2 separate regions of the Homo sapiens genome follow, and region 2 is linked to region 1. The links are chromatin loops, found by intact Hi-C in ENCODE. Cell type or tissue: dorsolateral prefrontal cortex. All regions are shown on one strand.

Evidence for each region. A loop is a pair of places that touch in the nucleus more often than their neighbours do. Peaks named below come from ENCODE experiments on the same cell type or tissue, not always from the same donor. Only the 100,000 strongest peaks of a DNase experiment are listed, where the experiment ranks them.
Region 2: a loop joins it to region 1, with 5 times the contacts of the local background. A loop is called at or near these places in 79 of 110 quality-filtered maps.

Annotation. Positions count from the first base shown.
Region 1 is chr2:24,381,049-24,383,548 of GRCh38, reverse strand. No RefSeq gene overlaps it. Among named protein-coding and RNA genes, the nearest start is that of ITSN2, 22 kb to the right of the region's middle. In dorsolateral prefrontal cortex, a CTCF peak has its summit at 953 (motif pointing right); a DNase peak (open chromatin) is centred at 928; H3K4me3 peaks cover 467 bases.
Region 2 is chr2:24,227,696-24,230,195 of GRCh38, reverse strand. All of the region lies in intron 29 of ITSN2 (intersectin 2), which reads left to right. Among named protein-coding and RNA genes, the nearest start is that of FAM228A, 54 kb to the right of the region's middle. In dorsolateral prefrontal cortex, a CTCF peak has its summit at 1,506 (motif pointing left); no DNase peak of the experiment used is centred here; H3K27ac peaks cover 1,969 bases.

The DNA of each region.
Region 1 (2,500 bases):
TTAAAAAGGAAAAAAAAAGAGACAAGCATTTTCTACATATTTGAGGATTTAGATTCACGGGATTGAATTGGGAAGAGTTTTTTGTTGTTTTTGTTTTTGTTTGAGACAGAGTCTCGCTCTGCCACCCAGGCTGGAATGCAGTGGTGCGATCTCAGCTCACTGCAACCTCTGCTTCCCAGGTTCGAGTGATTCTCCTGCCTTAGCCTCCCAAGTAGCTGGGATTACAGGTGCCCGCCAGTATGCCCAGATAATTTTTTGTATTTTTAGTAGAGACAGGGTTTCACAATGTTGGCCAGGCTGGTCTCAAACTCGTGACCTTGTGATTTGCCCGCTGGGTTCTGTTTTCAGAGTGAAAGACTAGCATCTTATGTTATCTTTCTATTGGGCTCATTAGATCTGTAACCCTGTCTGATGGGTTTGATTATAGCATCCTACAGCATAATTTTAAACAAGATATAGAAGGGAGAAATTCCTTCTCAAGTAGGGTACAGCAGTGGTTCTTAAACCTTAATGTGCATAAGAATTGCCTCACCTCCAGAAATGCCAATTCAGAAGGTTGTGGGGTGGGGCCCAGAATTCTTCATCTTAAACAAACTCTTCAGGATATTTTTATGCAGGTGGTCCACTTGGAAAAATACTTGGATTGTACTTGATAGAATGTCCTGACCTAGTTCTCTGGCTCCCTGGGTATTACATCAAAGGAACACTTGTAAAGGGGCAGAACTACCGATTTCATGAGTCCCAGGTGGAGAACAAGCAAAGACTGAAAAATAAACCGCATGAAGGTGCAGACAAGACATTTCTGGTACTCTGCAAAGCTCCCTGGAGAGAGAATGCAAAACCCTTGATTTCCTGACTTTAATAGTAAAACAACAAGCATCCCCCCACCCCACCCACCCTGCGCCATCCACACACACTTTGCCAGGACGTGCTGGATGCGCCCTCTAACCTCTAGGGGGAGCACAAGGATTTCCTCACACTAACGCCTTTGCTGTGGGAAAAAAATATACACGTCAAGGAGACTTTGGGGCTTAATTATTGCTAAGGGTGAAGTTTAACAAGAATGTAAGGACCTAAGAGATTGGAAGCATTTGCTCACCCATGGACTTTCCTTTCCTGCTTGTTCCTATTTAAATCTTTGGATTTTGGCCGGACGCAGTGGCTCACGCCTGAAATGCCAGCACCTTGGGAGGCCGAGGAGGGCAGATCACTTGAGGTCAGGAGTTCGAGACCAGCCTGGCCAAAATGGTGAAACCCCATCTCTACTAAAAATACAAAAATTAGCCAGGCGCGGTGGTGGGCGCCTGTAATCCCAGCTACTCAGGAGGTTGAGGCAGGAGGATGACTTGAACCCGGAAGGTAGAGGTTGCAGTGAGCCCAGATCGCACCACTGCACTCCAGCCTGGGCGACAAAAAGAGACCCTGTCTTTAAATACATAAATAAGATTAAATAAATCTTTGGATTTTAAAAAGTGGTTCTCTGGCCAGGTGCAGTGGCTCACGCCTATAATTTCAGCACTTTGGGAGGCTGAGGCGGGTGGATCACCTGCGGTCAGGAGTTCAAGACCAGCCTGACCACCATGGTGAAATCCCATCTCTACAAAAATACAAAAATTAGCCAGGCATGGTGGCGTGCGGCTGTAATCCCAGCTATTTGAGAAGCTGAGGCAGAAGAATCACTTGACCCAGGAGGCGGAGGTTGCAGTGAGCTGAGACTGTGACACTGCACTCCAGCCTGGGCGACAGAGTGAGACTCCATCTCAAAAAAAAAAAAAAAAAAAAAAGGTGGTTCTCTGAGGTAGCCCTGAGATAGCCTGGGGTGGATTTGTCAGGGTTGTTAAAGAAAAAATTATTCAGGCCAGGTGTGGTGGCTCACATCTGTAATCCCAACACTTTAGGAGGCTGAGGCGGGTGGATCACCTGAGGTCAGGAGTTCGAGAGCAGCCTGGCCAACATGGGGAAACCCCATCTCTACTAAAAATACAAAAATTAGCCAGGCTTGGTTGCGTGTGTCTGTAATCCCAGCTACTCAGGAGGCTGAGGCAAGAGAATCACTTGAACCCAGGAGGCAGAGGTTGCAGTGAGCTGAGACTGCACCACTGCACTCCAGCCTGGGCAACAAAGCAAGACTCTGTCTCAAAAAACAAGAAAAAAAAGAAAAAATTATTCTGACCTGTGCTAAAGAACAGTAAGACAGACTTTATTCTGGGGAACTGCTGCAATGGAGTCTGGGAGTTGGGGAGAGAGGTTGGGCTCAACCCTCAATCCAACAAGGACAAGTGGGAATTTTTAGCCAAGGAGCAGAGTGAGGGGGTCAATGGATGGAAAATTACTAAGAGCAGATAAGAGGATTCTTGCTAAACAAACTTAATAGGATTGTTGCTAAAGGCAACCCAAGGACTTAGACACTGTGGGTGGAGGATGAAGAAGCCAGCTATCAAGGGTGTGAGGGTATCACTACAGTCACTGAGCAGGATTCTCACTGAAACTGGGCTATGCA
Region 2 (2,500 bases), 150 kb after region 1:
GGAAAATTATAGAGGAGCAGGTTGGGAGATGATTAGGGGTTTGGCTTTTGATGTTACTTTGATGTGCCTTTTAGACATCTGAATGGGGATACTGAGTATACAGCAGAACGTGTGAAGAAGTTCAGGGAAGATGTTCAGGCTGGAGTGTAAATTTGGGAGCCTATCAGTACATAAATAAGCCATGAGAATGAACTGGGTCACCAAGGCTCTGAGTATGTCGAGGAAAGTTCCAAGGACTGAATCTTAGGGCACTGCGACATTAGAAGTCTGGAGAGTTGAGGAGGAACGAGCAAAGGAGCCGTGGAAGGGCAGACCAGTGAGGTGGGAGGATATGAGGAGAGGAGAGGTGGTGACCTGGAAGACGAGTGAAAAAGGATCTCATGAGGATCGAGTCATCAGCAATCACAGATGTTAGCGATAGGTCAAGTAAAATAACGGAGGAGGCTACCTGGGGAGATTAGGAAGTTCTTTTTCTTTAAAGTGAAATATCTGAAAATAATGTTAAATGTATAATTTTCCAGCTACATTCAGTAAACATTTTTCTACAGTAATATTGATTCCTTGGTGTTTGTTGAAATTGGTTCTGTGGGTTCTTTGTGTTGTTGTTGAGACAGTGTCTTACTCTGTCACCCAGGCTAGAGTGCAGTGGCACAATCTTGGCTCACTACAACCTCTGCCTCCTGGGTTCAAGTGATTCTCGCACCTCAGCCTCCTGAGTAGTTGGGATTACAGGCGCCTGTCACCACACTCAGCTAATTTTTGCGTTTTTAATAGAGATGGGGTTTCGCCATGTTAGCCAGGCTGGGCTCGAACTCCTGACCTCAAGTGATCTGCCCACCTCGACCTCCCAAAGTGCTGGGATTACAGGCGTGAGTGAGCCAGCACGCCCAGCCTGGTTCTATGGAAAAAGAATGTATAGTCTCTTGTATGTGTGTTCATATGTTAACCTTGTTAATAGTGTTCAAATCTTTCATATTCTCATTAATTTTCATTGAGAGAACTATATTAAACTCTACTACGATTATAGATATGTCAGTTTTTTCTTTTTTTTGGAGGGAGGTGGGGTATGGGTCTTAGTTTTTTATTTTACACTTTGAGGCTTTCCTGTTAGTTGTTTTTTTATTTTACACTTTGAGGCTTTCCTGTTAGTTGCAAATAAGATCAGAATTATTCTTCTTCCTGGTGAATGTTTCTACCATCTCATACGGGTCCTTAAAGCCTAATTTGTCTGTTGTAATAAAACCTCCCCAGTTGCTTTTAGAATTTTTATTTGGATAGCTTTTTCTAGCCCACTACTTCCAACACTTCTATGACCTGATTTTTAATCCAGAGCCTCTCTTTTCACTGACAGATTTAAGCCATTTACATTGATTAAAACAATTTAATACTTTTATTTGTATCTATTTTATTATGTATTTTCTATTTACCAGGCATTTTCTTTGCCCCTTTTTGTTCTGCTGACACAGGGACTTCTGTCGCACTGATCAAGTTTCTTTGTTTCTTTTATTGCCCTCTACTGGTTGGGAAATTATGTAGTCTATGTCTGTTCTTTGAGTGGTTACCTTTCCATTTTTAACATACCTGTTTGCCTTTGATCAATATCTCTTCCTTCTGCTGATCAATGCAAGGAGGATGATTTATCTCTAATGATTCTCTTATGTCTTTCATGTTATTACATTTTTGTGTTTTAACTTCACCTTGTATTTATACCTGCCAACTTAGTATTATTGTTGTTTTATACAGTCAATGATTATTTTGATTTCTTACACATTTACTAGTATTTTGGCTCACCATTTCTCATATCTCTTTTCTTTTTCCTTCTTATGTAATTTCCTTCTTCCTGAAATACGTCTTTTAATAGTTTTTCCAGTCATGTCTATTAGTGGTAAATGCGCTCAGACTTTGTCTGAAAATGTGTTTATTTCTCTGTCATCTGTGATTTAGATTTTTAGCTGGACAGTTATTTTTTTCTCTGTGTTGTGTGTTATGTGCAGCCAGTCTAATTGCTGTTCATGTGGTTATTCTGATTTTTCTTTCTGACTGTTTAATCATGTTTTTTCTTCCCTCCTTGGTGTTCTGGTATGGATTTATTTTTTTCCTAATCAGAAGCCATTGTTCTGAATTTGAGGCATTGTATCATTCTTCAATTCTAGAAAAGTCTCAGCCATTATAATCTCAATATTACCTCTCTCAATTCTTTCTATTCCCTTCTCCTGGACTACCTGTCAGATGTATGTTGGGCCTTGTCATTCTGTCCTCTGTGTCTCTTAACTTCCGTTTTATGTTTTCCATCTTTTTTTTCTTTTTTTAGTGCAATGGCACGATCTTGGCTCACAACAACCTCTGCCTCCCAGGTTCAAGCAATTCTCCTGCCTCAGCCTCCTGAGTAGCTGGGATTACAGGCACCCGCCACCATGCCCCGCTAATTTTTTGTATTTTTAGTAGAGACGGTTCACCCTGTTGGCCAGGCTGGTCTTGAACTCTTGACCTCAGGTGATCC